Regions from separate parts of the Mus musculus genome. Here regions 2 and 3 are each linked to region 1. Evidence: chromatin loops called from intact Hi-C (ENCODE). Cell type or tissue: left cerebral cortex. All regions are shown on one strand. Links, peaks and the distances in the headings refer to the core of each region. The heading gives the core; the rest is flanking DNA.

Region 1 (5,880 bases), core at 3,381-5,880:
GACACTTGGTGCTTTCTCTTGGTAGCCTCTGCTTGCTGTGTTGTTCCCAAAAGGAAAGATCAAGAAGAGGTGCATTAGTCCATGAAGACAATCCTCAGAGTGAAGCCTGACTGCCCACAGAATGTATCTCTTCCTGCAGAGATCATTACGCCCCATATGCCAACCATCAGTTTAGGGTTTACAACCAGATTCTTTGGCTTCATCTGAAATGGGGGTGGGGGAAGACACACAATCTCAGTCCGTTCATCTAGCAGTCCTCCATCCATCTGAACTGTTAAGTTGCCCAAGATGAGAGTGGGAGCAGGAAGAGAGAAGTGTCCTGCCAGCTGACATTAATCAATTCAGTCCATTCTAAGGGAAGCAAGAATCTACTTTGTGATTAAGCACTCATACTTATTAAGTTAAACTACACCCCTAGGAGTCCGTTTTATGTGAGAACAGAGACACACAGGGAAATGAAATCTGTTCTTTATTTTTTAACCAACAAAGCATGTTAAGACAAGACCATTTGTTAAATGGGATGTCGAACCAGTGCGTGCCCAGGAAGTGGAAACTGTCATTACTGTTCTTCCCTAGGGCTTGGATCTGTCGTCTTTTTCCCTTGAGCTGCTCAGATTCAGATGGTCTGGAGTCAGTTCCTACTTGCCATCCCCACTCCAAATGAGAGCGTCGCTCCATCCATCACTGCTATCGTACTGTTTCCAACCCTCCTTGCCTTTAGAGTCCCTGCCTGATTGCTGATCACAGACACACCGTCAGGTGCTTCTCACCTGTTGCCTGTCCTCACAACACGAATGTGATGCATGCATTTGCATGGTGCCCAAACTTCTAGAACAGGGAGTCTCAACAGTTCTCCTTTCCTTTGGGGGGGCAAACAGCCCTTTCACAGGGGTTGCATACCATATATTTACATTGTGATTCATAACTGGAGCAATAGTAGTTATGAAGTAGCAATGAAAATAATTTAATGTTGGGGTCACCACAGCATGAGGGATTGTATTAAAGGGTTGCAGCATTAGGAAGGTTGAGAACCACTGCTCTAGAAGAAACATCTTTACTTCCAGCCTGAACAAGGCTATGAGTAGCCAATGCCTTCAGTTTTAGTATACATTCTCTTCCTCTTTACTTGAAACAATGACTTGTGTTTATACAATCACTTGTTACACAAAGACTGTCAGCTTCAGACCAATCTACCAATGAAAAGGAGAAGTTTCTTTTCCTGGCAATCATAAGAATTCCTCTAAAGAATTCAATGAATACAATTTGAAATATTGAATATTAGTAAAATAATCCTACTTCATCTTAAAATTTGTTTCTGCAAAGTTCCAAGTTTATGAATTTTCCAGATAAAGGAAAATAAAGCCAGCTTTCATGTCTGTTGGGTCTTTTGTCAGAGAGCACAAGATTTGCAAGCCTCACCTGACAGTTACAAAAGGCCTGAAGGTCACCCTACCACAAGTTTCTTGAGCAGAACTAGCAGTCTCAGTCCACAGAGCTCCTCCACTCAGGATGGAACCTATTCTGTTCCAAGCCACTCTCAGGTTTAGGAGGCTTTTCAACCAATCAAGATTAGACTTGCCTCCTTGAGTCTCCAGGTCCCATCATGATGAATGGTACTGCAGCAACAGCAAGCAGAGGGTCTCCCTTATTACACATCTTCCCTCTTCCCGTCCTTAGACTAAACACACCAGGTAGCACACAGACTGAGACACCTGCAAATTCTACTCACCCGTTACAGACAAGTCAGAGTCTCTCAAAAACAAGTACTCAGAAGCTAACACGACAGCTCACACATAGAAGCCCAGCACTCACAAGCCTAAGGCAGGAGGACTGCTGAGTTTTAGGTCAGCCTGGGCAACAAAGTGAGTTCCCAGCTACCAGGCTAGAGTAAGACACAAACAAAACAAGTGCTAAATTCAAGCAGGTTCTCCACGGCTGTTAGGCTAACACTGAAAAATCTCCAGGGAGATCTAGGAAGCCTCTAGAATACAACCTCTACCCATCTCCTCAGCTTCAAGTTCACCTTTACCCTTTGCCAGTCTTTCTTAAATTCCCAGAATGTACTGTGCTCTTCCATGAAGATAATGCTGAGATGCCTGATTAACGATAGCCTATTTGGCTAGAAAAGATCATATAGTCATGTTTCTTTGAAGGCTATACATCAAATGCTGAAAGTTATTTCTGGGAATGGCAACTGTAGGAGGGGTTATATCTTTTAATTTTTCTTAAATGAAACTCTATTACTTTAATAACCAGAAAACATCCTTAAGAAAATATTTTTCATAGTATTAAGACAGAGCAACCCAATTTAAGCTGTGAAGGGTCTTCCAAATAGTCTATTAGTTATCCACACCGAGCTCCCTCATTAAGCATATCTGCTCAGCACATCTTCCACTCCCACTTGGATACATAAACCAAAGCACAGATTATCAAGGCCTCGGTGGGTACCTGCAGTACCGTTATTAGTTTGGGTGTGAGCACATATGTCATGGTCAGCATGCAGAGGTCACCTGACAACTATGAGCTCTCTCCTTCCCCCTTTACATAAGTCTTAGGATTAAACTCTGAACATCAGACTCAGCCACAAGCACCTTCACCCACTGAGACATCTCACTGGCCTCTATTGCCTCCCCCTCCCCCTTTTTTTTTTTTTTTTTTTCCTTTTGAGAGAAGTCCTCACTATGTGGTTCTAGTTGTCCTGGAACTCATTATGGTCTCAAACTCAGAGATTCAATGGCTTCTACCTCCTCGGTGCTGGGATTAAAGGCATGTGCCACCACACCCAGCCTGCATTATCTCTTAATCACTTTTGAAACAACAGTTGAAGTAACGATAAAATCTGTTCACTCAATTAAATTTTGAATTTCTTTTTCTTCTTCTTTTTGTATAGTTGAGGATGGAACTCAAAAGCCTTGCATAACTGGGTAAGCAAGATGCATGTTCCTGCTACAGGGCTGGGCATATGCCACAAGCCTGATTCAATGCTGCTGACCTAAGGCAGCTGTCTACTTCCTCAAAGGAAACACAATTGATTTTATTTCTATTACTGGCACATAGCAACTGCCTCTAAGGACCAGACAATATGCAGTTATTGCAGGTATCCCATTGGAGTCTCATAACAATCTTCTATAAAACAAATTCGTGTTCCTATTTATGGATAGGAGAGACTAACTCCCCCCAAGTCACATAGACTACTGTATTCCAAAGCTGACATCTATACCAGCCCAGGTCTACCCTACAGTAAATCCTATGCCCTCTCCTCCACTATCCGGAGGGTTGTCTGTATTTCTCCTCCCACATAGTTTCAACTATACCAATGGCTTGCTGAAGAGTCCTTACTCATCACCTTCTAAGCTTAATAAGGTCCCTCCTTCCTTCTACCAAGGTGCAACTAGGCAGTGGGTGTGTTAGTCAAAGGAGTTTAAAAGCATTGGTTGACCTGAAACTGGCTGGGCAATTTGTATTTCATTATTATCTTTTGGGTGAGGGGGATGAAGCCTCCTATCACATCTTCCCACTTTCAAGAAGATAAACCAGCAACCCTAAAACCATCTTTTTGCTGTAAGAGTCACTTTTCTCCTCTCGAGGGAACGGATACGTGGATGAAAACGTCCCGTTTAAAAGCTCAAAGAACCGAGTCCAGTCTCCATTCCTAACAGAAGTGACCCTTCCTGCCAGCAGAAGACCTGGCTCCCGACAGTTAAGACCTCATGTCTCAGGCATTATTTTCCAGCTTGGATACACCCAGCCTCCAATCCTTATGCTGACTAGTCCCCCGTCCCGTCCCCCCCTCCCCCCAGCTAGTCTCAAGAACTTGACTAGTTACTACAGCCTGCAATTCTAACCTAAGTTCTCAGACAATCTCAGGAGCCCGCCGGTCTCTTGCTCCCAAGGCGGGGTTCCCCGCTCGTTCACGTGTTTCCGAGAGCAGCCCGGCAGCCCCTCTGGACATCTTAAAGAACTCGACCGGACCTGATCACTGTGGCACCTCCCGGGCTGGGGTTGCACTCACCCGCTTCATCTGGACCTGAGTGCGTCCGAAGCACGTCCTGGAAGGCCGGTCAGGCAAAGTGCTGCAGACAGTAGCCAAAGCCCAAGTGCGGAGCCGCGGAACCAGCAGGGAGCCCAGGTAGCACGTGGAGAGGGAGGATCTTCGCAACTATCGCCGGTCCGCCGCCGCCCCTTCCGGGTCCGGGAGCCGGGACGGCACGCACCGGCGGGAGACAAGAGGCCTCACACGCCTCCGAAACCGGAAGAGGCCGAGCGCCGCCCACCCAGCAGGGTCTCCTTTAGCCACCACGCTGGTCTTCTCAGCTTTTCAGTCACCCACGGAGGCTCACTCTCCCGTGGGCTCTTAGTCGGACCTAGCACCCAGTGTCTAGGAAAGGGACTCTCTGAAGCGCCCACCTTCTCCGCGTGTCTGCAGGCGCGCCTCGGGTCAGCCCTACCGGAGCGCACTTTCCAGACAGGCAGCTCCACGGCCATCTAGCAGGGTGGCGTTGCCTAGCAACGACGGGGTCCTTTCTGGCTCGGTGGCGCTCGGGGCCTGCGGGGAGTGAACGGGCGCGGAGGGCGCTGGGAGAGGCCGGGGCAAGGTGGCGAGCGTTCAGTGTGCCGGTAACCCGACCTCCTCGCTCCTAGTAAGATGAGCGAGGCGGACCAGGCCCTGGTGGGGCCCAAGGCCGACGAGCCCTCGCCGCCCGCAGAGGAGAAGGACGAAGGGGGCGGGAAGGAGGCGGCTGCCGACGCGGCCCCCGGGCCCAGCGCCTCGTTTCGCCTCATGGTGACTCGGCGGGAGCCTGCCGTGAAGCTGCAATACGCGGTGAGCGGGTTAGAGCCGCTCTCCTGGTCTGAGGACCACCGCGTGTCTGTGTCCACGGCTCGCAGCGTCGCCGTGCTGGAGCTTATCTGCGATGTGCACAACCCAGGCCAGGATCTGGTGATCCACCGCACCTCGGTACCCGCACCTCTCAACAGCTGCCTCCTCAAGGTAAGTCGCCTCCACCGCTTCTCCCGCGGACGCGCCACGGATCCCAAGGGAAGCTGGCCTGCACCCGGCTCTAGGATTCCATGTGCATCCAACTCTTAATGAAGGGGCTAGCCTCGCCGCAGCTTTTAAAAAGTCGTGCAAGCGTCTTCACTGTTCCTAGACACCCCCGCCCCCCCAGCCAGGATCCGCTATCCATTCCTTCATTACTGGTGGATGGAACAGTTAGAGCCGTTAGCCCCGGGATTTCTGGAACTCTTGTGACTCCACCCCGCAGCTGACCCAACCCCTGACCTGTCTACCGTTGCTCCTATTGTCTGGGGCCAACTCCCCAGGCCCTGGGCTGGCTTTGTGTTTTCATTCTGTAATGCAAGCGCCCTCCTCTCGCGCCACTTTTGCTTTGAGAAGAAAAACTGATCTATTTCGTTACCTGTTTGACGGTTTCATTGTGAACGGTCCTTGTGTCTCCTTGGGTAGACAGCTCTTAAATCTGGAAGTGTGATGAAAAATAAAACCTCGGAGAGCATCAGGTGCTTAGACTTCCAAGTCCAAGGTCTCTGTAACTCTATAAATTTACTGCCTTCAACTTCATATAACCCAAGTTTGCTCCTGAACTGTAGAGTTTCTAATTTTTGTTGTATTAATGTAACCATTTTCAAACATGGTTTACTTTAGTGAGCGATGTTCCTTTTCATAGTCTATAAATGTAAAAACTTACTTTTATTTTATTTATACCTTCTGTATGTATATGCAGTAGGTAATCTGTCAAAGTGGGTGTGTGTCAAGTGAGTAGGTGCCCAATGGAGTCTGGGATAAATCAGAGTAGAGACAGCCCCTGCCCTCAAGGAGGTTATTTATCCTTTGGCAGGTCATGAACAAATAATGTAGTCTTA
Region 2 (5,869 bases), core at 3,367-5,866, 290 kb before region 1:
TGGTTGTCTTCTGGAGTATATTTCTAATACCATGTATAACAAATTCCTTAGGGTCTAGTCTACAAGATTCTATCACTTATTATGCTTTTCTATTGCTGGACCATAGAAACACCTAGCCTGACTGCCTCACTTCCTCTTTGGGGACTTTTCCTACCATTTGTTTAGAAAGAAAGAAACTGATTCACTATCATTTTGACTAAAAGTCTATTGCTATGCTCCTTTTTTTTTTTCCTGAGACAAGGTCTCACTGTGTAGCTGACTGTCCTGGAATTAATGTAGACCAAACTGGCCTTAAACTCAGAAATCTACCAGCCTCTGCCCCCTGAGTGCTGGCATTAAAGGTGTGTACTACTACACCCTGCAGTATGTGTACAAGCAAAACATCTTTTCTTGCCATTATTTTGGCAAAACAGACTTTTCAGCAATTGCCGTAAAGTATTGACTCCATTCTAACTGCTGGTGTACATGGAACTGTATGTGTAGGCTGTCTCACGATCTGTTTCTATGCTCAGGGGTGACGTAAAATATTGACTCCATTCTAACTGCTGGTGTACATGGAACTGTATGTGTAGGCTGTCTCACGACCTGTTTCTATGCTCAGGGGTGACATAAAGTATTGACTCCATTCTAACTGCTGGTGTACATGGAACTGTATGTGTAGGCTGTCTCACGGCCTGTTTCTATGCTTAGGGGCGATCTCTGCATCTGTTCTTGGCCACTCTCTGAATTTTATCTTTCTCATCTCTAGCACCTTGGAATTTTTCTTGCTCCAACCTATCCCCTATAATTGCACCCCTTCAATCCCACTTATTAGCAAAATTAATATTTCAATGCCATTTCCATGTATCTCAGCAACAAAGTGAGACTCTTCTATTAGTTCAGTTTGATACTATGCTGGTTAATTTTGTCAACCTAACACAAACCTAGAAATATTTCGAAAGAAGAAATCTCAATTTAAAAACAAAAAAGTCTGTGGTACCATTTTAATGACTGACATGGGAGGGCTGAGCCCACTATGGGTGGTATCTCTTCTCCCCCTAGACAGATGGCTCTGGATTGTACATGAAAGTATGCTAAGAAAGGCAGTAAGTAGTATTCCTCCATGGTATCTGCTTCAGATCCTGCTTCCAGGCTCCTGATTTCCTTTGATAGACTGTGATGTGGCAGTATATTATGAACCAAATCCTTTCCTTCCTTCCAAAGTTGCTCTGACCAGTACTTTATCACAGCAACATAAACCCTCACTGGGACAGACACGCTGAAAGACAAACTACTTTTCTTGTCTTTTAAACTCAAGTATCACCTATCAGCAAGTATTCTCCTGCCCTCTTAAATTCACGACACTCCCAATAATATACTGGTCTACCTAAATGCACAAATATAAAAAGAGTAAAAACCTTAACCAATATTTTAAACAAAATACATACTAAATCTATAATTAAAGCTATCTAACACGTACAAAGTAAAGCCAATACTAACACTGCCTACCACTCACACTCACCATTTCATTGGGATGAACCAAAAACAAATAGATGCCTGGATATTTGTCAAAAACCTGAAAGGAGCAATTGTTTTGTTCCATTCGGCAAAGCGCTTCCACACACAGTTCATCTAGATAGAAAGATAACAAATGATTAAATTTTGGGCCTCAAGAGGCTAAAAATGGCTCTTAGGTTATTTTGTAAATAAACGTTAATCATTTTTTTTTAACAAGGCATTAAAAACTCTTATGCTCACGCCTTTAATCCCAGCTCTCAGGAGGCAGAGGCAGGCGGATTTCTGAGTTTGAGTCCAGCCTGGTCTACAGAGTTTAATTGCAGGACAGCCAGGGCTACACAGAGGAACCCTGTCTCAGGGGAAGGGGGGGAAAAAAACCACCCTTATGCTGCAATTGTTGGTAAGACCAATATTTACCTATTTATTATATACACACACATATACATATTTATATATGTATGTAAATATATGTACATATATGTATGTGTATATGTATATATATATGTGTGTGTATATATATATATTTTTTTAATGCTGGAAATCAAATCTAGTTCTTAAAACACGCTAGGCAAACTACTACTGAGTTACATTCCAGCTCTGAAAGACTTTTCATTGTGATTATGAATGGAATTTACTAAAACATGTATTTATATTTTCGGTAATTATTTCCAACATATCTCAGTAGCATGGTTACAGGTCCAGTATCTTGCACCTGGACTAAAGTTAAAACAAGGGAACGTCTTCTCCTAATGGATAGTCATCTCATCTGCATTTATTAATCAATTAACTTTCTCTATCAGATTTAAAAAATCAATTTAAATCAACTTTAATTTTTAAGCCAAGCTTCAAAAAAATACTATACTAATAACAAGCTAGCTTTGGAGGACGATTTTTTTTTTTTTTTGGTTTTTCGAGACAGGGTTTCTCTGTATCGCCCTGGCTGTCCTAGAACTCACTCTGTAGCCCAGGCTGGCATTGAACTCAGAAATCCACCTGCCTGGGAAGGATTAAAGGCGTGCGCCACCACGCCAAACTTGGAGGATGATTTATGACTCCATCAGCTTACTGGGAACTGCTGCAATACTTTTTTATACATGAAAGTATAAACAATCTTCAAGCTTATATACACTTTAATGGATTTTTAAATTTTTTAAATATCTTTATGTATATGAATATTTTGCCTGCACGCATGTTTGCACACCAAAAAGATCTGTGCCCACAGAGATCAGAACAGGATGGGCTGTCAGATCCCGAAGAGTCTGGAGTTACTGATAGTTGTGAGCTGCCATGCAGGACCTGGAAACTGAATAAGTCTTCTACAAGAGCAGGAAGTGCACTTAACTGCGGGGCTATCTCTCCAGCCCTGGCATTCATCTATGGATACATTTGGTTTTTTTTTTTTAAATAAATGTTTAAAGGGCATAAGAAATGGCTCAGGTGTTGAAAGCCAAAGCACTGACTACTCTTCCAGAGGACCTGGAATTTGACTCCAAGCACCTGCATGGTGGCTCACAACGATCTTTAATTTAACTCCAGTTCCAAAGGGTCAAACATCTTCCAAACTCTTTGGGTCCTTGCGTATATGAAGTGGATAGACATACATGCAGACAAAATATTCATACACAGAAAAAAATATTAAGTGAAAATGTTTAAAAGATCTTCAGTTTAAAAACCAAATTACTTGGAATATAGTAATGTATCTAATCAAAAAGAAGTACTTGGGGCCTGGCGGTGGTGGCGCACGCCTTTAATCCCAGCACTTGGGAGGCAGAGGCAGGCGGATTTCTGAGTTCAAGGCCAGGCTGGTCTACAAAGTGAGTTCCAGGACAGCCAGGGCTATACAGAGAAACCCTGTCTCGAAAAACCAAAAAAAAAAAAAAAAAAAGTACTTGGTGACATAAGCCTATAATGCCAACATCCCAGAGGGATTCACCAATCTCTAGAGATCAAGGCCAGCATGATTTACATGGTCAGTACTAGTGTAGCCAGGGCTACAAGGAGAGACCCTGTTTCAAAAAGACTTTAATTAAAGGAAAATAAAAAATATCACAGTAAAATAAAAACTGCATAAAGTGTGTATTTTATAGTGCAAGTCACATAGCAAAAAAAAAAGGTATAGATGGGCCGGGTGGCAGGAGCCTGTAAATCCCATATCCTGGGGAGGCTGAAGTGAAAGGATCTCAAATTCAAAGCCTGCCCAAGCTACAGAGTGAATTCAAGGCCAGCCTGGCAACTTAGTGACATGCTGTCTCAAAACAGACAATACTAAGAAGGCTAGAGAGGGGCTGGAGAGATGGCTCAGCCTTAAAGATCACTGGCTGCTCTTCCAGAGGTCCTGACTTCAATTCCCAGCAACCACATGGTGACTCACAGCCATCTGTAATGGGATCCAATGCCCTCTTTTGGTGTGTCTGACAGCTACAGTGTACTCACATATAATAAATAAATAAAGGCAGCTAGGGATATAGAGTGCTTGCCTAAGGTGTGCAGAATTCTGGGTTCAATCCCCAGTACAACACCAAAACAAACACCCATGTGTGTGCAGAGAGACTATTTTGGATTAAGAAAAAAATGTAACCAACTCAATGTGTTGTCATTAGTCACTCTAATACAAACTGGCCACGGCCACATACCACATTTGTAACTATTGAGCATACTGTATGTCCTAATGTGTTCTTTACACCTGGTATATATGTTGGCCCACACTTCTTCCAACTCAGGAGGCTAAGCTAGGACTTTGATTTCGAGGCCATCCTGGATGGACAGAGAGTCATAGTAAGAAATGCAAACGCAGCAAAACCTGCCTATTGTAGAACCTATTTGGATGGGTATACCATGCTCGCTCCAATTTGTCTGAAAACAAAGTATTAAGTCTTTTTTTTTTGGTAAAGAATTATTTTATTTTATTTTATTTTATTTATATGAGTACACTGTCACTGTCTTCAGACACACCAGATGAGGGCATCAGATCCCATTACAGATGGTTGTGAGCTACCATGTGGTTGCTGGAAATTGAACTCAGGACCTCTGGAAGAGCAGCCATTACTCCTAACCCCTGAACCATCTCTCCAGTTCCCACAAAATATGGAGTATTCTAACTATATATTAAAGCCAAATGATTTTCATCTCAGATAAACAAATTTAAAAAAAATGTTTTTTGTACCAAAGGCCTCACACATATACCAAGCTAATTAAGTACTCTGCCATTAAGCTATACTCAGACTAGTTTTTTACATGTATTATTTTATGTGTTTGTGTGTGTACCAGTATATATACCCAAGTACATATGTTTATGTATATCACATGACTGTGATATATGCCCATATAAGCCACAAGAGGGCATTAAATCTCCTGGAGCTGTAGTTATGAGATATGTGGCTGGTGATCAAACCCAGGTCTTCTGCAAAAGTAGTAGGTGTCTTAACCACCAGGCCATGTCTCCAGGCCCAACAGACCCCAATTACGTTTAAATATTTTATGTGTATAAGTTTTTGTATGTATAAGTTTGTGCACCAGGTGTGTACCACCATGTAGGTGCTGGAAATTGAACCCAGATCCTTTGGAAGAGCTGTCATGCTCTTAAATGCTATAGCATTTCTTCAGTCTCAACTCCAACTCTTAAACTTATACACCCAAGATACTCACTAACACGCTCATGCAGAAGCAAGTAAGGGTACTTCAGTATTTCAAAAAGAGGAACTCGAAGCTTATTTTCAAAATCTTGGCCACTACAGTCAAACAGCTGTTCCTCTCCATTGTTGTCTACTATATATAAATCATCGTCATCTTCAGCTTCTGCCTTCATGGACTTCTCAAAGTGACTTACGAGGCGTAAGGTTTCTAGCTCCCATAAAACCTGCAGAAGGATGAAAACAGGCAATATTTTTTATCCTAACAAAATACGCTATGTGTGAATCTTTCCTATGGAAAACTGCCTGGAGGTGCTGGCGTGTACTTTTACTCCCAGCACTCAGGAAGCAGAGGCAGGAGGATCTCTGTGAGTTCAAGGGAAGCCTGGTCTACAGTGAGTTCCAGGACAGCCAGGGCTACACAGAGAAACCCTGTCTTGAAGAAATGAGAAGCTTAAAGTAGCACCCATCACACAGACATAACTTGGAACTAAAGGTTAGCAAGGCAGTGAGTACTGAGGTCTCACCTAATGTTTGAATTCCCAATGCAGGTAAAAGTTGTTTACATGATTGCAGTCCAAAAAATACTAGATGTATCTGAATTTAGTTTGAAAAAGCAAATATGGTTTAAGAGGTGTGATGTAGCTCAGGAGTTAGGTACTCACTCACCTAGCCAGCATGAAACTCGTGTTCCATGCCTAGCATAGATAGACTTGAGTGTGATGATACATACCTGAAACCCA
Region 3 (5,869 bases), core at 3,367-5,866, 150 kb after region 1:
ACAAGTCTTAGACCCCAACTACCTACTGGAATTACTTAATCAAAATGACTTAAAACTGGGTCACAGACACAGGAGGACAAAAAAAAAAAAAAAAAAGGTCTCCTGGGACTTAGAACTAGACTAGTGACATGATGACTACAGAAAGGACACTGGAGCTATATCCCCCTGGGATTCCATTGTGATACTGAAGGATCTGGAGTGCCATGAGCCATTTCCATGGGCTCTTAAGATGTTAGCGTGAGAAGGGTTAAAGGTAGTACCCAGTATTTTACAAAGGACCAATCCCTGGTCCTGGTAGTGGGCAGCTCTTGCCATTCAATACCACAAGTACCTGGGGCTCTTGGCCTTGAACTTTCTGAATCAGAACACATAAGGACAGAGCCTAAGTTTATGTGTGTCTAGTTCTTACACCTCTAGTCCATGAGATCAAGTTCCCTCAGTAAGTCTCACCACCTGCTCACTATCCTGCAGGTATCCGCACGAAGTGGTTAACCACCTCAGCTGCGATGAGGCCAGGAACCACTATGGAGGCGTGGTCAGCCTCATCCCTATAGTCCTGGACTTTATGAAAGAGTGGATTGCTCATTCTGAGAAGCTGCCTCGCAAAGTGCTGCAGCATGTGAGTGAAATCCCGGGTAACCTGGCAACCGCAGCACCAGCCACTACCAGACCTGCCCAGCCCACGGTTACCCAGCAGTGGTTAGGAAAACACAAGTATAGGCAGCTTGCAAAAGAGAGCATCAAACCTAGTGGGAAAGACAAAGACACCCCGAGACCACCCTGGAGGCCACCTGGTGGGAAACTGTAACTGCTGTCAATGTACTTGGCTTCCACTGGTCATCCATTCTCGCTAGGGCCAATACACTATTGAGAATCTCTCTCTTGCCTTTCACTTCTAACATTTCCGCCTCTTGACCTCCGTGTTGATGAAAGGATCCCCTCTCATGGAGCTGCCCAGACAATATGGTGTTGGCAGGGTGCGTCCCAGAGGAAGGACGATGTGCTGATGCCCAGGCCTCCTGCCCACACTGTGGCCTCTGGCTCTGTAGAATGCCAGCTGGAGGGGAGCCCACTTAGCTCTTTGACCCACAAAGGCAAACTGAAGATGAGCTGGAAGGTCTCTCATCAACAAGTGTGTGGATTAGAAGGCTGAGCTCACTTGTGTTCAGGTCTTGAGACCAAAATAAGGGATGTTTGCTCTTTTAGTTGAGAGAGGGAGACCATGGCAGAAGTCAGAAGAATTCTGTTTTGTGTCTCGTGAGGAGGACAAGCAGCCTGGTCTTGATGGCAGTCTAGTCTACCCACACTATAAGATGTATAATCCTGGCATCTCAGCTTGACAGATGTGAGGTCTGACTGTTGATTTTTCCCTTCACAGGGGACGACATAGCTTCTGTACTGTTGCTTCCTCAGGGGGAGACATTCAAGAATAAAGTGTTCTACCACTTCTCTGCCTGGCTTGGTTTCCTGGGATTTACCCGACAAAATCCCTGTACTTGTAAGACACCAGAGGACACTGGGTAGTAGCCATACAGTCAAAGGGCCCTCCTGAACATCACCAAGGCCTCTGCAGCCAAGCCAAGCACTTACCTTCAGAGCAGACTGCCTCTGGAAAGCTCAGGCCACTGAGGCCAGCCTGCAGGCTTCTCCATGGGTGAACTCTCTGTCTGGTAAGAGACCTATTCAGACAAGAGACCAATTCACACAAGCAAAAAACTGCCACCACCGTCTCCTGCTGTTAAGATGGGCAGTGCAGCTGGGCAGTGGTGGCGCACACCTTTAATCCCAGTACTTGGGATGCAGAGACAGGCAGTTTTCTGAGTTCGAGGCCAGCCTGGTCTACAGAGTGAGTTCCAGGACAGCCAGAGCTACCCAGAGAAACCCTGTCTCAAAAAAAAAACAAAACAAAAACAAAACAACAACAACAAAAAAAGATGAGCAATGCAGTAATTACATGTCCTGGGTGAAGCACTGCCCTGTAGTTTGTACAGTTTCTGCCCACTCTTACCTCTGCTCGATACTTGAAGGGCAGGGGCACCAGGCAAGCAGGTGGTAATGGCATATCACAATACAGCTGACCAAGAGCAGGGTAAGCTTCTGCTAGGTTCCATCAGAAGGACTTGGGATGGAGACTAGGGTAGCCATGCTATTGGAGGTAGCCCTCTTCCACACATTGCTTTTACGTAGGGCCGTGAGTTTTAGACTGATGAATTATTTGTTCTCCAGCCCAAGTCCAGTAGCTGTTACTAACCGTCCACCCCCGTCCATGCCACCATGCAGTCTGCTCACAGTGCCTTGGACCATCTCATTCACCCACACGTCCCCACAGCCAGCACAGAGTCACTCCATCAACACTGCGGAGTGCAAAACAATAAATCTTTATTTGTTCACAGTTAAACACAAGCAACTGCCTTGACATTTTAGAACATTCTAAAGACAGCAAACCTTTGATTCCATTCACTGAGACTGTCCCATGTTCTCCTGCAGCCCATATTTATGGCATCTGATTTGGATTGTTTGACATGCTTTTAAGATCATATCTTAGTGGGAACATTTAAACCTTTTGAGAAGTGACTTCCATTGAACTAAAAAGTTTTTTTTTTTTTAAAATCTGATTCGTTTTCACTGATGGGAATATCACACCCCCCCTTAAACTCCCAAGTTAGCCATATCTGCTTCATCCATGATTGATTATAAAACTAAACTATGTCTTAGCAAAACCTGCTCCTCTGCATCATGTTTGTGGTCCAGTCTCATGAAGGGTGACCATTGAATCTTCCTAGTGCAAAAAAACGCCTGCCTGCCTGCCTCTGGTTTGCCAGGGAGTCAACAGCATCAAGTCCTCCTCTCCCTTCCGACACTGTGTGAGCAGAGGCAGGAGGAGGCGTCAGTCTGGAGCCCTTGATCCCCAGGGGTCTTATGAAAGACCATCCTCCAGTGGCTCAGGCTGCCTACTTATCCAGGGGTGGATAATACTGGGGCTCCGGGAAGGGAAGGACACCTCTCTGCCCCCATTAATTTCATTCTGACACCAAAAGTGGTTAGGATGCAGTTTGTTGTAGCTACTGCTGCTCTTCTATACAGCATTTAAAAACTCAGGGTGATACCAGAGACAGAAGCACTGCTCCCCTGAACACACCAGGGGCTCACAAACCAGGAAGCTGAATAACAAGGGTGGAAGCAGCAGCCCAGTGATGTCCCCCCACCCTCCTACAGGCTAAACCCAGGGCAATGAGGCGCCTCTGGGTGGACACAAACATCCTCACACTGGCTGTGTTTCCAGTGCACATGGCAGTGGGTTTAAAGCATGGCCCTGGGGCGAAGGTGCAGCGGACTCAGTCCTCGGCTGCAGGGCCACTGGCCTCTGGCTGAGGCAGACCACATGCTGCAGTGCAAACTGAGCCTGTGCAATGCCCACACCTCTACCAGGGTGTCCTGTGTCTCCCACCTTACCATGTGGCATGCCTTTGCTACTTAGTTCTGACCTCAGGTGTATGGTCTTCCCTCCGCCGTCCCCCCCCTCCCCGCCCCCTGGCTGGCTGGGCACACTCACTTAGTCGTCACCCCTTGCTTTCTAAGCTTCCTGCCAGCCTGAGCTCTGTGGTCAGCTCACAGCTCCTTTTATCCTTGACTACTAACATTTTCTCATTCTCCTTTGAGCACTAGAGCCCACAGACTCTGCAAGTGATCCTGAGTCTATCGCTTGTCACCTATGGTGCCACCACCAACCTGGGAGGTGCTTGGTCACTGGCTACAGCAGCATGGGGCAGAGAGACTTTTGTCTGCTTTTTAAACCACCAGTGGCTACCAGACTTTTCCTGGGTTGTGACAGCTTGCCTTCTAAGAAGAGTGACTCCCTGCTAATCATGTCACACAGTTGGAACCTTCTGCAGCTTAGTCCAGAAGATTAAGCCTTTTTTCCCCCGAAAGAGGTCAGCACTCACTGCTGGTGCCTGGAGATGCCACTTAGAGCCTGTCTCCTCATGCTCCCTGCCATGTTGCCCTGGCTCCTAAAGCACAGTCTTAGCTTGCAGGCAGGGATATTACATAGAAATATGCACTTAGCTCTTCTCCTGGGCACCCATCTCCTACACTGCAGTGACATGGTAGGGCTGCTTCTAACAGATTCTGGACTGCATGAGACACAGCCTCCAGTTTCCTTGGAGCCCGTTAGCAAGCACAGCACACAGTCCGAGTGATGACAGGATGAAGGCCATTCAACCCCCCACCCCCTCCCCACACTATGCCACCATGAAACCCACCAGGGTTTCTACTCCTTGGCCCAGGACTCCAGCTGCTCCTCAGAAGCTTCCTGGTGCGCACAACTAGACCAGGTGACCTACTGACTCCTAGGTCAACTGTCACTGCTCTCTAAAACAGAAGCCTCCACCCAACCACCCACTGACCCTGAAGTCCTTTGAAAGGAGTCAATGTTTAGGTTAAGTGCCTTAAAGATGTCTCAGGGGCACAGTCCTCCAACCTTAGGTGGGAAAGTCTTAACAGCCTTCTAGAACTCAAGCCACATAGGATGCTCAGGCTCTGTCGCTGGGTATGGGAAGAGGTTGGAGGAAAGTGCAGAAGGCCCAGGTGAAGTCTGTGGAGATGGCAGCCTGCATGTTAGCTTACCTTACCATGCTCCTCTCCAGAAACTTTCATCACCTGTACAGTCTAAGTTTTCTTCCTAAATGCTCTGTTCTCTGACAGACCTTGGTGGTGGAGGTGGTAACTCTTGGAAACTGTGACTACCTGTGAGATCTGTCAATCTGCCCACTTCTCCAATGGCTTGGGTGAGAGAATCCTGGGTCTTAAGCTTTGCTTTGGGCAGAACTACATGAAAAAGCATGCCATCACTGTCACCCACACTCCAAGTGTTCAGGGGCAGTGGCTGCCCTCTGCTGGTCTGAGGGGTTAGTGGCACGCCTTCCTGTGGGCGTTAAGTCTTGCCTTACTTAGGGATGCTAGGATATTTACTGCCACACTTCAGACTTTCATCCTCAGGCTGTAAACTTTCCTATTCAGTAAGATTCGTACCATTTTGTTGTTGTTTTTAGCTTTGTTGTAGCTAAACCCTCTTCTTACAGAATAGAAACAAGCAATCCAAGCTCATGGCTCCTTCCTAGTCTCTCCTTGCCTGGGCCAGAATATCAGGCAACAATTCTTTCACTTCGAGCATTTATTTCAGGAGCATTGGTTGAGTTTGGATTCTGCCACCACTGTGTTCTGGCAGTGACCAATGTCACCTCTTGTGAGCATGAGGCCAGGCAGTGGTATAGGCCACCAGCCTTTATCAGACTCTGAGTTACTCTGCTGTTCCTAACAGAAATGTTTGATATGAAGCTCCAGGGAGGGTCTTTCCTGAAGTTGGAGTTGGTGTAAAAGCTGTGAGAACCTAGTAAGGTGAGGCAACCCCTCAGCCGAGAGTGATCATCACATAAGCTCCTAGGAGGCCCTGACTTCCCGAGCCTGTCTGCTGCAGCATCACAAGGCAGCTGGACCCGAGGGGACCAAGGGGAGGCAAACAGGCTGAAGGGTGGAACCATGACCAGCCAGAGGCACACATCCACATAAGCACGGGCATCGTAGGTGCCTCTCCTAGTGACCACTCCCCACTGTCTGCAGATTGCAGAACGAACACCTGTACACCCACCCACAGGCAGCATGGTGCCAGCATTCAAGCAAATACCAAATAAATAAGAGGTAGTGGGGCAGAGGGGTAAGAGCTTTCCAGAGAGTTAAGGCAGTGTGGCCTCCACAGTGGCAACTGCACTGTCAAAGCAGCTGGTATTCTCACAGAACCTTCTAGGAATCATATCAGAGCTGCCAAGAAAAGGCAGAGGTGAGTGAGCCAGTTTCTCTAGATCTGTGGCTT

The links. Hi-C counts contacts between places; a loop is a spot of excess contacts. Peaks named below come from ENCODE experiments on the same cell type or tissue, not always from the same donor. Only the 100,000 strongest peaks of a DNase experiment are listed, where the experiment ranks them.
Region 2: it touches region 1 in a loop (2.8-fold over the local background); 3 of 42 quality-filtered maps call a loop at or near these places.
Region 3: a loop joins it to region 1, with 2.7 times the contacts of the local background. A loop is called at or near these places in 4 of 42 quality-filtered maps.

What each region holds. Positions count from the first base shown.
Region 1 is chr2:28,838,993-28,844,872 of GRCm38, reverse strand. It overlaps Gtf3c4 (general transcription factor IIIC, polypeptide 4), which reads left to right and starts at 4,513. Exons shown (of 5, transcript NM_172977.3): 1 at 4,513-4,990. The coding sequence starts at 4,646. Ddx31 (DEAD/H box helicase 31) reads right to left here and starts at 4,467. Exons shown (of 20, transcript NM_001033294.3): 1 at 4,013-4,467; 2 at 1-35. The coding sequence starts at 4,021. In left cerebral cortex, for the core only: no CTCF peak of the experiment used is centred there; a DNase peak (open chromatin) is centred at 4,480; H3K4me3 peaks cover 2,500 bases; H3K27ac peaks cover 1,485 bases.
Region 2 is chr2:29,129,664-29,135,532 of GRCm38, reverse strand. It overlaps Setx (senataxin), which reads right to left. Exons shown (of 26, transcript NM_198033.2): 4 at 5,143-5,353; 5 at 1,502-1,611. Among named protein-coding and RNA genes, the nearest start is that of Setx, 7.6 kb to the right of the region's middle. In left cerebral cortex, for the core only: a CTCF peak has its summit at 4,811 (motif pointing right); no DNase peak of the experiment used is centred there.
Region 3 is chr2:28,687,662-28,693,530 of GRCm38, reverse strand. It overlaps Tsc1 (TSC complex subunit 1), which reads right to left. Exons shown (of 23, transcript NM_022887.4): 23 at 2,359-5,869. Spaca9 (sperm acrosome associated 9) reads left to right here. Exons shown (of 5, transcript NM_027283.1): 4 at 472-619; 5 at 1,379-1,451. The coding sequence ends at 1,390. Among named protein-coding and RNA genes, the nearest start is that of Spaca9, 9.1 kb to the left of the region's middle. In left cerebral cortex, for the core only: a CTCF peak has its summit at 4,912 (motif pointing left); a DNase peak (open chromatin) is centred at 4,890.